Linked DNA regions of Homo sapiens: regions 1 and 2 are each linked to region 3. Evidence: chromatin contacts called from ENCODE Hi-C data. All regions are on one chromosome and are shown on one strand. The core of a region is the stretch at or near the end of the contact, and the rest is flanking DNA. Distances in the headings are between cores, read along the strand shown. Region 1 has its middle 3.6 kb from the start of LINC03050. Region 2 overlaps LINC02245 (long intergenic non-protein coding RNA 2245). Region 3 has its middle 73 kb from the start of ACTR2.

What was found. Hi-C counts contacts between places; a loop is a spot of excess contacts on that map. Pooled maps may share reads with other maps.
Region 1: a pooled map shows a loop between it and region 3 (14-fold over the local background). The contact joins two enhancer-like sites. A Hi-C loop is called at or near these places in 4 of 37 single-sample maps with no recorded cell type and 10 of 50 pooled maps.
Region 2: a map with no recorded cell type shows a loop between it and region 3 (21-fold over the local background). The contact joins two enhancer-like sites. A Hi-C loop is called at or near these places in 2 of 37 single-sample maps with no recorded cell type and 3 of 50 pooled maps.

The regions. Positions count from the first base shown.
Region 1 is chr2:65,603,894-65,607,963 of GRCh38, forward strand. No RefSeq gene overlaps it. Among named protein-coding and RNA genes, the nearest start is that of LINC03050, 3.6 kb to the left of the region's middle. RefSeq lists an enhancer at 2,334-2,813. Within about 2 kb of position 1,623, at least 4 of the 41 ENCODE cell types and tissues checked have a DNase peak (open chromatin) inside an H3K27ac peak, as active enhancers do.
Region 2 is chr2:64,915,207-64,919,402 of GRCh38, forward strand. All of the region lies in intron 1 of LINC02245 (long intergenic non-protein coding RNA 2245), which reads right to left. Among named protein-coding and RNA genes, the nearest start is that of LINC02245, 15 kb to the right of the region's middle. RefSeq lists enhancers at 286-365, 1,279-1,468, 1,839-1,888, 2,899-2,978. Within about 2 kb of position 1,852, at least 25 of the 41 ENCODE cell types and tissues checked have a DNase peak (open chromatin) inside an H3K27ac peak, as active enhancers do.
Region 3 is chr2:65,298,086-65,302,634 of GRCh38, forward strand. No RefSeq gene overlaps it. Among named protein-coding and RNA genes, the nearest start is that of ACTR2, 73 kb to the left of the region's middle. RefSeq lists an enhancer at 2,745-2,854. Within about 2 kb of position 3,231, at least 29 of the 41 ENCODE cell types and tissues checked have a DNase peak (open chromatin) inside an H3K27ac peak, as active enhancers do.

The DNA of each region.
Region 1 (4,070 bases), core at 373-2,872, 300 kb after region 3:
CTTGTCCAGCAGAAGAAAATTCTCCCTGTGTGTTGCTTTTTATTATTATGGAAAGATTTCTCAGAAACCCCTTCATTGACCTTCTGTCACATCTCATTGGCCAGCACTGGATCACAATCGCTTCCTAAATCAGTCAGTAGGGAGGTGAATGGGCTCACACTGACTACTTAGAGCTATAGATGAATCAACTCCTGGGTCAAGTGGGCAAGAGGTGGATCCCTGACCAAAATCTCACACACATGTACATACGTGCATGCCTATCCAATAATAGCCAACTGCTGAAGTGTGTGTACTCCACAGGCAGATGCTGATGCCAAGTTTGGGGTGCAAAATGTTATTAGGGTTCAATTCCTTTGAAGGGAAGGGAGAGAAAGCGGGGTTGGGTAGTGGAAGGAGTTGAACTGCAAGGTAGGCCTGAAAAAGTCTGGGCCATTTCTTGGCTTTGGAGGGTTCCGGGGCAAGTATTGCCTGCTTGTATCCTGCATTGGGTCGAAATGACCAGGACTTTATACCTAGGAGATGACTCATCAGATGTGGGCTGCTGGGAGAGGCAGCTCTCTGCAGCTGAGGCAGATTTGGAAGGCTACATTCCCCATAGCTGGGCAGAAGGTCCTGCCCTGCTGGGGGATCAGGGTGGTATACCCCCATGTATGTCATGCCAACCGTGTCTGTCACAGCCCAGTGTGCATAACTACATGAGTGTGAAAAATATATAACTGCATTTATTTAAAAGGATTTTATAGTCTCTTCTGGCCACTAGTCCAAACTCTCTCTTTCTCTATTCCCAGCCTCAATTTTTCCAGAGCAGCAGGGTTTTACTATATTATGTTTATGTATGGATTGTAGGTGGTTAGAGCTCAATCAGCTCTTGAAACTCACCTGTTCAATACGAGCATTAGTTAAGGAAGCCAGGGTCCATATGAGTTCTGGACCTCAACTTGAAATCTTTCATGTAGTAGGCATTCAATGAATACTTGTTAAATTGAATTAATCAAGGACACAGACTCAGGATTAGAACCTTGCTCTCCCAGCTTCTAGTCCAGTGTTCTGTGAACCTTGCTGTCTCTCTCTCTCTCTCTCTCTCTCTGTGTGTGTGTGTGTGTGTGTGTGTGAGAGAGAGAGAGAGAGAGAGAGAGAGAGAGAGAGGGACAGACAGACAAAGACAGAGAGTAAACTTTGGAATATCAAATAATTCTAGTAGTTTTGGTCCAGTGGTCTGGGATTTTACATTATCATGCATACTAGTAGGAAAACTCAGACAAATCAGAATTATTTCACTGGATAAACTAGAGGCAGATGTATCTGGCATTCACAATGGTTTTATTTTATGGGCTACATTGAGGGAACCACCTCAAACTTGGGTGGGGCAGTAGCTACTCAGCCCAGCCAAATATTGCCATGGGGCAATGCAGGCCCAAGATAGCCTGTATCCTCTGCTTCCTCAAGAGAAGCTGGAAATCTGAATTTTTAGGTGATATCTACAAAATTTTTAATGTTGTCTCAAAAATTTAAAATTGTCACGTTGGCCAACTCAAACATGCTAGTTTGAAAACTCTAATCCAGTGGCTCTCAACCAGGGGCAGTTTTGTTCCCCCGGAGACATTTGGTAATGTCTGGAGATATTTTTGGCTGTCACCAGGGGAGCCGGAATGCTACTGGCATCTAGAGGCCAGGGATGCTGGTAAACTCCCTACAATGCACGGGGCATTCCTCAACCAAAATGTCAATTGTGATGAGGCTGAGAAACCTTACTTTAGTCATATGTTAAAGTCAAAAACAGAAACTGCCTCTTTTTCACTGGGACCTCCTCTGTGAAAAGTGGCAGTTGGGGCCTGCCCCAAAACAGGAAAACTCAATTTCAGAGCTTCAAAAATCAACACTTTTAAAAATGGTTGCTGAGTTACAAATGGCCAAAAAGCATATGAAAAGATGCTCAACATCACTAACTACCAGAGAAATGCAAATCAAGACCACAACTGAGGCATTACCCAACCATTACAGTGGCTACTATAAACAACAACAATAACAGACAGTAAGTGTTGAAAGGGATGTGGAGAAGTTGGAACCCTGGGAATTGTTGGAGGATGTAGAATGGTGCCACTGCTATGGGAAACAGTATCATTGTTCCTCAAAAAAATTGAAACTAGGACTACCTTATGATCCAGAATCTCACTTCTGGGCCTATATCCAAAAGAATTAAAAGCAGGGTCTTGAAAAGGTATTTGCACACTCATGTTCATAGCAGGGTTATTTGCAAGAGCCAAGAGGTAGAAGCAACCTACATATTCATCAGTGGATGAATGGATAAACAAAATGTGGCATTTACATACAATGGAATATTATTCAGCCTTAAAAGGGAGAGGAATTCTGACACTTGGTGCAGCGTGGATGAACCTTGAAGACATTATGCTCTGTGAAACAAGCCAGACACAAAAGGAAAAACATTGTATAATTCTACTCACATGAGATATCTAAATTAGTCAAATCGTAGATAATAGGAAGTAGAAGGGTGGTTGCCAAGAGCTGGGGGAAGGGGCAAAAGAGAGTTATTTATAGTTATAGAGTTTCAGTTCTGCAAGATGAGAAAGTTCTGGAGATGTATCTCACAGCAATGTGAATATATTTAGTACTACTGAACTGTACACTTAAAAATGGTTAAGATGGTACACTTTATGTTATGTGGTTTTATTTTTACCACAATTAAAAAAATAGGTTACTGAGCTGAAAAATAGTTCACCAACAAATTCTAATCTCATTGTATGAGTTATGCCAAGGTATTTTGAAAAACAAACACAAAAACAGAAAGTGTCATTTGTAGAGAACCAAATCACAGTTTTCCGTGCATTTGAGGAGAGAAATAGCTAAACCACCAGAACTGTGACTGAGTGATAGGTGACTAAAATGATAAGCATTGCATCAGGGCTTCAATCCTCCTACACCCCTAGGGCTCAGTGTCCTTATGTGATCAGATCACTAAGGACTCACCAAGGTTCACAGCTGGTGGGATAAGAGCTGGTGAGGTGGGGCCAGGCATGGTGGCTCACACCTGTGATCCCAGCACTTTTGGGAGGCTGAGGTGGGTGGATCACCTGAGGTTGGGAGTTTGAGACCAGCCTGACCAACATGGAGAAACTCTGTCTCTACTCAAAATACAAAATTAGTCGGGTGTGGTGGTGCATGCCTGTAATCCCAGCTACTCGGGAGGCTGAGGCAGGAGAATCACTTGAATCTGGGAGACAGAGGTTGTGGTGAGCAGAGATGGCGCCACTGCACTCCAGCCTGGGCCACAAGAGCGAAATTCTGTCAAAAAAAAAAAAAAAAAAAAAGAGCTGGTGGGGTGGGTTCCCTCCTATGGTAAGGGAAACCATCACTGCTGAAAATTTTTCCCTGTTCTACCAATTATGACACTATGCTCTGAGGCTTCCAGAAGTTGCCTTTTGATATAAAAACTGAGATTTTAGAATTCCAAAATTTATCTCTCAAAAAAGTCTCTGCTATGTGTCTACAGTACACATTCTGAAATCAATTGCATTTTTCATCCTGGACTATGTAGGCAGGCCTGCTTAGAAGGCAATGGTCTGTTGCCCAAAGTGAGGGGAGAGGGAAGGGGATGAGGAGGGTGGAGGGGAGAGGAGGATCTGATGCCATCCTGATGCTCACACTGCTTCTTGCACTCCATTGCAGGCTTCTCGCAGGCAGGCTCTATGTCTTCATCTTACACACCAGGGCTAGGCTGGCACAATAGCAGCTACTAAAAAAGTGTTTGAATCAAGGAATGAGTAAACACGGGGGTGACTTGACCTCTTTGTGTCTTCCTACCTTTAAAATAGGGTTAGCAATTCCTGGGGGTGACCTCAGGCAACTCTGCGAGCCAAGCCAGGTTTCCTCCATTCCCCGTGTCTTCCCTGGTGGTGGACCATTTCCCTTCCCTACTAAACACTGCCGTCTGAAAAGCCTTCCTGCCGGCTTTGCCCCACATTACACACTGGTTGATGGGTTCTCTTTCCAGAGGGTATTTGTTTCTTGAGCCTCATCTGTCGTGTGAAGTGGAAGGGTAGTTTTTTGTTAAG
Region 2 (4,196 bases), core at 602-3,101, 380 kb before region 3:
GGCAGCAGTGAGCTATGATCACAACGCTGAAAAAGCAGCAGATCCTGCAACCTGCCAAGGCTTCACATGAGAATAGCCCTGACAACATCTGGACTGCAACCTCTTGAGACTCCCTGAGTCAGAACTACCCAGCATATTTCAGACGAGACCATAAAAGAGGAAGAAAAGAACCACCTGGCTGAGCTGCTCTCAGTGATAGTGAGATAACAGATGTTTGATATTTTAAGCTGCTGGGTTTTGGAGATAACCTGTTACACAACAACAAATAACTAACACAGTATTTTCCCCGCAATTTTCAAGTTCTATATAATGTACATATATTGCCTTACAACCAGAAAAAAAATGTTTTCAAAGATCAAGTAAATCCTTCATTCCAGTGTGATACAGAACAACCTGTTCAGTTGTCTGTCTGAGTACCATCACTGCTTTGCACACCTGTACCCACTGAAGTCCATGTGGTAAGACACCAGCTACACACCAGGGAGGCCTGAACAGGGGTTGGTCTTAATTTGGTTTTGCCAGAGAACTTCGTGTTGCAAAACATCCCATAAAAAGGGATGATTCTTTTCGTGTGATGCAGGTCTTGCAAATGTAGCCAAAAATCAGTTAATTCCCTCAGGAAATTGGATAACATTTAAACCTGGTTAACTGCCTCAAACGTTGTATAAAGTAATAAATAGCATTTGACTATTACCAACAGCTACATTTTGTTTATAGAGGATTTTCTTTCTTTTATTTTTTTTTATTATTATTTTTTTTTAGAGACAAGGTCTCCTTCTGTCGCCCAAGCTGGAGTGCAGTGGTGCAATCACGGCTCATTGCAGCCTCAACCTCCCAGGCTCAAATGATCCTCCCAGCTCAGCTTTTTGGGCACCTGGAACTACAGGCACATGTCACCACACCCAGCTTGGATTTCCCAAAATTGGAAATGTACATTTTTCTTTTGAAGGTCAGTGGGCCTAGAACAAAATGTGGCATGGTAGGGAGAATGCTGTCCTTGAACCTGAAGCCTTCCCTCTGCCAGGAACAGCTCTGTGGCTCTGCAACAAGTCACTTTGCCTCTCTGGCCAGTTTCCTTATATGTAAAACAGCAGTGTTGAATATACTATCTCTAATGACTCCAAAAATTTGTTACCCTATATAGTCTTGCTTTAACCTACCATGGTATTTTGGCTCTTGAATGACAAGCCTGAGCCCCCACTCATGATGGATGTTGCACTATCCAGTATGGAGGCCACTATGTGCATGTGGCTAAATTCAAATTAATTTAAATGAACTAAAATTAAAATGTATTTCTCTGTTGCAGTAGCCATGTTTCAGGTGCTCCATAGCACCTGCAGCCAGTGGCGATGTATGACACAGCGCAGAGTTAGAGCACTTCCACCATCACAGAAAGTTCTACTGGACAGCTGCTCTAGGGCCTCACCTCTCCAAGTGTGGTCCACGAACCAGCAGCACCACATTACCTAGGAGCCCTTAGAAATGTAGACTGGGCTCAGACTGGGCACAGTGGCTCACGCCTGTAATCCCAGCACTTTGGGAGGCCAAGGCAGGCTGATCACCTGAGGTCAGGACTTCAAGACCAGCTTGGTCAACATGGTGAAACCCCGTCTTTACTAAAAATACAAAAATTAGCCAGGCGTGGTGGCAGGTGCCTGTAGTCTCAGCTACTCGGAAGGCTGAGGCAAGAGAATCGCTTGAATTCAGGAGGCGGAGGTTGCAGTGAGCTGAGACTGTGCCATTGCACTCCAGCCAGGGCAATAAGAGTGAAACTCCGTCTCAAAAAAAAAAAAGAAAAGAAAGAAAGAAAAGAAAAGAAACGTAGACTCTTGGGCCCTACCCCAGATCAGCCGAATCAGAATCTGGATTTTAACAAGATTCCCCAGTGCCTCCTGCAGGTGTGAGTTTGAGAAGCCCTGCTATAGGGAATGTTCTCTGCTGAGCAGGTGACTGGAAGGACAGAGTGGTGGTTAGATGTGTGTCCTCGGCCGGATGCAGTGGCTCATGCCTGCAATCCCAGCACTTTGGGAGGCCGAGGCTGGAGGATCACTCGAGCCCAGGAGTTAGAGACCAGCCTGGGCAACATAGGGAGACCTTGTCTTTACAAAAACATAAACAAAATTAGCCGGGCATGGTAGTGCATGCCTGTGGTCCCAGCTACTTGGGAGGCTGAGGCAGGAGGATCACTTGAGCCTGGAAGGTCAAGGATGCAGTGAGCCAAGATCGTGCCACTGCACTCCAGCCTGGGCAACAGAGTGAGACCTTGTCTCAAAAAAAAAAAAAAAAAAAAATTGTGGCCTCTGTGACCACACTCAGCGGATGTGTAGCCTGGCTACTTCTTGGCTGTGTGAACTTAGGCAAATTTCTTAACCCTTCTGGGCTCCAGTTTCCTTATTCAGAAAATAGTATCCATCTCATGGGAAACTCTGAGGCCATAACAATATAAGACAATTATCACAGTGCCTCCCTAACACACAGTAAGTGCTCTTTAAATGACAGTTTTGTTATTTTGGGGTTCTGCAAGGTTTCAGGTTTCTGACAACCCCAGGCCTTGAGATCCAATGCAGACAACAGGCCAAGAGCGGCTCTTCTCCTTTCTGCCACAGGGTGGCGCTGTGTCACAACGTCCTTTCCTCTCCCGCAGACTTGGAGCTGGCTCCCCGGCAGGAAACCAGAATTTGAGATTTCCGCTGTCTCTGTTTCCGATTACTAAGCACGACCGGGCAGCCTGGACACCGATCCAAGCATTCATCTGGCAGATAATAGGAAAACAGTCCTCAGCTTTGTATCCAGTTGGAATGCAAAAGTAAGGGTCGAACCAAGAGTTCAATAAGGGCTGTGTGAAAGTGGTCGTGGAAGCCGGAGACTCCTGATGGAGGGCTGGGGGCAGGGAAGTTTCGGATTTTCTGTATCAGCTGTGCAACGACTTGTGTTCCTTGAACCACATGTTCAAACTACAGCCCTTTGCTGGCCAAGTATATGGGTGTGTGTGTGGGCGGGGAGTCGGGGTGGGGAGCCTGTGGGAGGTGTGGGTGTGAGAAGGAGAGACAGAGAGAGGATTTTTAATGTTTTGAAACAGGGTCTTGCTCTGTTCTCAGGCTGGAGTGCAGTGGTGCAATCACAGCTCACTGCAGCCTCGACCTCCCTGGCTCAAGCAATCCTCCCGTCTCAGCCTCCTGAGTAACAGGGGCCACAGGCATGTGCCACCATGCTCGGCTAATTTTTTATTTTTGGTAGAGATGGGAGTCTCCCTATGTTGCCCAGGCTGGTCTCAAACTCCTGGGCTCAAGGGATCCTCCCATGTCAGTCTCCCAAAGTGCTGGGATTACAGGTATGACCCGCCGTTTCTGGCTGGGATTTTTTAAGGAGTCGATTTCTAAAGTTTCTCAAACTTGAGCCTACCTCACAGTCACCTGGGGAGGCTTGATTGCTTGGCCATAGTCTCAGAATTTTCAATTCAGTGGGAGGTCTGGCCTGAATAATTTGCATTCCAAACAAGCTCCCAGGTGATGCTGACGCTTCTGATCCAGGGACCGCCCTTCACTACCCTAAACTGAAAAGCTCACCTGGACCAAATTAGATACTCCTAGTTCAAGAGAAGGACATCACTCCAGAGGAAGTTCCTTTAACACCCCACCCATGGTGACACCCTCAGCACTCTTAGGAACCTCTTAAGTCCCCCTTGGGCCATGTCAGGGGACTTGTCAGCCTGAAACCCCATGTGGACAGGAAAAGTGGCTACAGGGCCAGGAGCTAGGGTTATTCCCAAGTTAAGGTCCCCACTTCCCTCCAGACTCTTAATTCATAACTCTTGCTGTGTCCTGAGAAGGGTGATTAAGACCCTCAAAACCCTGCTTAGTCCCACTTGTGGCACCAAACCTGCGGAGAGCACTCTTTTTGCCTGATGCCACCAGTCCAAAGCAGAGTCACTTCCCCCTAGAAATAGGAAACAGCAGAGGTCTGGATGATTCTGATGGGGGTGTTGGACATTTCAGAGGGAGGGTGGACAACTCAGATGGGACCCCCACTGGTTGATACAGGCTGATTGGAACAGTCATGACCAGAGAGAGTGTCCTAAGAACAAGCCTGTGTCCTCCTCTGAGTTCCTCAGGCACTAGGGCCTCTGCATGTATGGCACTGATCATATACTGCCTGGCCATGAGTCGTGAGCTTTGCTATTCTTTTAAAAAGAGTAT
Region 3 (4,549 bases), core at 1,981-4,480:
GTGGGTTCACTGTCCAGGTCACTAGCTCAGAGATTGCACTTGTAGCATCGCAAAGGCATTGAGGGTGGCACCAAGAAGGCCATGCAGGCCCTCGGCTTTGGGATATTCCATACGAACGACCCTCCAGGTTTGACAGATACAGACCTGGGCACCCCAGGGACATTTCTGAATGTAAACAAGAATATGGATAGCAGGGCTTCCTCTTTCCAGCCGCCATTTCATCACAGCACCCTTAGGGCAGCCAGGAACTGTAAAGGTTGTCTGTGAAGACTGCTGCCTGGGCAGATGGGGACCTTCATGCCTAGATCACCAAAGGAGGCATGGATCAAAGTCCAGAGAGTTGAAGTAGCTTGCCCAAGGTCACATAGAAGGTGGGGAGGACCTTGGCTCTAGCAGGCCTGCTCAACAGAGGTTTGTCTCGTCTCTGGTTGTTACTAAGGCTCAAGAAGATCTTGATGCCCTCTCTAGGCCCAGGGGAGTGGGTACAGTACCAATGAGTGATGCCTCCCCTGCTGGTAGCAGGCAGTGGTTAGTGTCCTTGTCACGATTTCTTTTTCTTTTTCTTTCTTTTTTTTTTTTTTTTTTAAGACGGAGTCTCACTCTGTCGCCCAGGCTGGAGTGCAGCGGCGCAATCTCAGCTCACTGCAAGCTCCGCTTCCCGGGTTCACGCCATTCTCCTGCCTCAGCCTCCTGAGTAGCTGGGACTACAGGCGCCCGCCACCGCGCCTGGCTAATTTTTTTTTTTTTTTTTTTGTATTTTTATTAGAGACGAGGTTTCACCGTGGTCTCAATCTCCTGACCTCGTGATCCGCCCGCCTTGGCCTCCCAAAGTGCTGGGATTACAGGCGTGAGCCACTGCGCCCAGCTTCTTTTTCTTTTTTTGAGAAGGAGTTTTTGTCTGTCGCCCAAGCTGGAGTGCAGTGGCATGATCTCAGCTCACCGCCACCTCCACCTCTTGGGTTCAAGCGATTCTCCTGCCTCAGCTTCTTGAGTAGCTGGGATTACAGGCGTCTGCCACCATGCCTGGCTAATTTTTGTATTTTTAGTAGAGATGGGGTTTCACCATGTTGGCCAGGCTGGTCTCAAACTCCTAACCTCAAATGGTCTGCCTGCCTTGGCCTCCCAAAGTGCTGGGATTACAGGCGTGAGCCACTGTAACCGGCCTCGTCACTATTTTATAAATTCCCACTATTTTTTTTATTAGTCAGGATAGTATATGGTGGTAACAAACAAACCTGAAATTGTACTGGCCTATTACCAAATTTATTTTTCACTTACTCATTCACCCCCGACTCAGGGAACTCCCCTGTCAGCTGTCCTCCCTATGGTGACTCAGTGACCCAATCTGCTTTCATCTTGTGGCTTGCCACCTCAATGTGTGGCCTCTAGAACTGCCCCGGGGGAGGGGCACATCGCTGGGACAGGGTATGGAGGATGCAGGCAGATCACACACTGACCCTCAAGTGTCTCACCCCGGTCACTTACAGCCCACTGGCCAGAATTATTCACGTGGCCACGCCTAACTGCAAGGGACTTGGAATGGCAGGGAGGGGTCTCCTGGATAGTCTTGAGCAGTATGTGTCTCTGCCAAGCTCCTAGGCTGGTGGGGCTGGCAAATACGGGCTGCTTTAAGCAGGGGAATGACCACAGGTCTGTGGGGAGGTTGTTAACAGTAGATTTGGGGACCAATATTAGCTTTTAGGTGCTACCCAATTGCTAATTCATCTGCAGGGGTCACTTATTTTTCCTAACCATCTTACTGTAGAATAAAACACACATACACAGAAAACCTCACAAAACAAATGTAGAGTTTAAGCTGAGTAAATAAATGCCTCCGAAGGCAAGAAGGAATTAATCGTTTTAGTTTTTGGACTCAGTGCTGTATTTTGCCATAGCATTTCTAACATAGCTTTGGAAAAGTGAAGTTTTGAATTTCAGAGGTATAATATTCCACTTTTAAACAGAGGGCTGTCTAACCTCGACAGCGAACTTGCAATCTGCCTGTGACCAAGGAGTGAGGAAGTCCTCCCCTCTCACAGTAAATGTTAGGTTGGAAGGTGGGGTTCCTGGGGCCGGCCAGCCAGTGGCCTGGGAAGCAGCTGAGAGCCTCTCCCCATTTTCCCTAACTGTGGACTTGGTTTCTGGATCATCCTGCTTCTTAGGCCCTGGTGCTTCAAGAGAAAGTTGAATTGGCCCCGAGAGGCCACCACACCCACCGTGTGGTCCCTCCTCCAGGCCAAGCTGCAGCCTGGAGGTCAGCCTGACCCTCGGGGACTCCCAGCTCTGGGCAGAAGCCTCATCGTCCCTGCCAAGGTATGTGTCAGCCTCAAGGCAGCACACAATGTTTTGGTAACTTGCAGAGGCTGAATCCTAGAAAGACCGCGTGTTCCTGGCCGCTGGACGCTGGCCTTGGTGATGCTCGCCCCCGTCCCGGAAGCCCGATGCACCTGCTGGGAGTCAGCACCGGGCCGGGCCTTCCAGCCAGCTCTGCCAGCACATATTTCTAGGCTCAAGTCAGACTTGGGAAAGCATGGCCCTCTCCTGGCTCCACATCCTGCTCCCCCTGCACCCATGGAGCAGCTGACCCAGTTTTTGGTAGAAAAATGAAAATCTTTACCAGTCAGATGAGAGGAGAGGAAGCAAATGCCACGCTGCCCTAATTTAGCCCAGACACAACCCTCCTTCTGAGGAAGGGATGAGGAGCTTGGGCCTTCTCACTCTCTCTTTTCAGAGCATTTGGAACAAACTCCCAAAATACCAGAGGCTGAGTGCAAACCTCCTTTGCTGTCATCAAGAGGGAGGATGAATCATGCAAAACACGCAATTTCTATCATCCCAAAATACTGCACATATACTTACATTTAGTGTCATTTTACATGTGCGAGGTATTTTTTTAAAAAATTCTTTTCTCTTTCACTCCTTTTTTTTTTTTTTGCTAAACCAAAAACACCAGCTGTAAAACCCACTGCTTCCTTCCCCGCCAAGTCTGCAGTGGCAGGAGGCGGCGGCAGCAGACAGCAGGGCCCCCTGTGCTCTGAGTCAGGCCTCCCTCTCAGTGGCTCCCTGCCTGCAAAACAAACTTAAAAGCTGGTGAATGGGACGTAGGGGCCCGCAAGCATGCAGGGAGGCCTAAAATATTTGCAGAGGCACACACTGTTCGCAGAATGAAAGGCCACTATGTAAATATCTGGGCCCCGGGTGAGGCGAGGCATTCTGAAAGTGGCTTTTCTGTTAGTCGCATCAAGCCAGCGAGGAAGCAAAGGCATTCATTCAAAAACATCACGCAGGAGCCACACCACAACTTCCTGGCCCCAGAGGGTAGACTCGAAAGGGACCACAGCCCTGAGGCCTGAGTTTCAACCTTTCTCCTTCGCTGCACGTTTCACAGGATGGTTCTGTGACAGCCGACAATGTCAGCTTTTAGGGATAGGCAGACAGGATTGATTTTCTCTCCTTTGGCAGGGAAAAGGCTTTTTTGGAAGACACTCAAAAGGCAACCATAGTTACTGATGGAGCATGGCAAGCATGAGACAGAGGCAGCTATTACCCAGGCTCGACAAAAGAGGAAAAAACGTGGGATGGATTTTGCAACAAGCCCCAAATGTTGATTCCAAGGACCCGAGGATGAGTGTAGAAGCGGAGCAGGCACACCTGACACCCCTCGCGGCATCCCCTTCAGATTCCCGGGAAGTCTCACAGAGACATGAAACCTGGCATCAGCTCCCTGACCAAGATGAGACCATGAACCAGTCAGAATGTTCACGAATCACATTGTCCTGGGGATGCATTTAGAACATTCTTGGATTTCACACCATTCATGTTGCCCCCTCTGAGCCAGAATGGGGCAGACAGCCCCAGGAAGGAAGGAAGGAAATAGTTTTGTTTCACTCAATCTCTGTCAGTGGATAGCCTTCCACTTGGGCAGGAATTATCGTCTAGGTCAGACAGAACCCAGTTTCATCTTCTCTATCCTCCTCTCTCCAAAGCAACAAAGACTGCAATTTCCAGCATACAACAAAGAGAGGGAGAGAGAGAGAGAGAGAGAGAGAGAGAGAGAGAGAGAGAGAGAGAGCGAGCACTAGCTGAAGACACACATCATCTTTTTCAGGTGTTTAATTGCTAGAGGAAGTATCTTCAACAGTGGTAGAAAGGGGAGGGTGCTAAGAGTGGCCGCTCAAAGAAGCGATGTAAACTACATTTGATTCTCTGGTTTAATCAGAGATTTTAAGAGCTGAGCAGAAGATCCAACTGTAGGCTGGCTCAGAAATACCCCAGATAATGCTCACCAGGCATGAACATCTGAGCTAGACGGGCATAGATCCACAAGCGGAAGCTGCCAGCACCCAACTGGGAGGCTTAGGACAAGGCATTTGCCTTGTCTGATGGCCAAGGTCAAGCCTGGATAGAGGGCTCTCCATGCAATGGAAAAAATACCAACAAGGGGCCAGAGAAAAGAGAGTAGAGCCTGAAGGGGAGAAAACTGCCCTCAAGGGCCAGAGGTAGCAGGTCTCTCTGAACATTACTACTCTACAAGAAACAGAGGCTCATC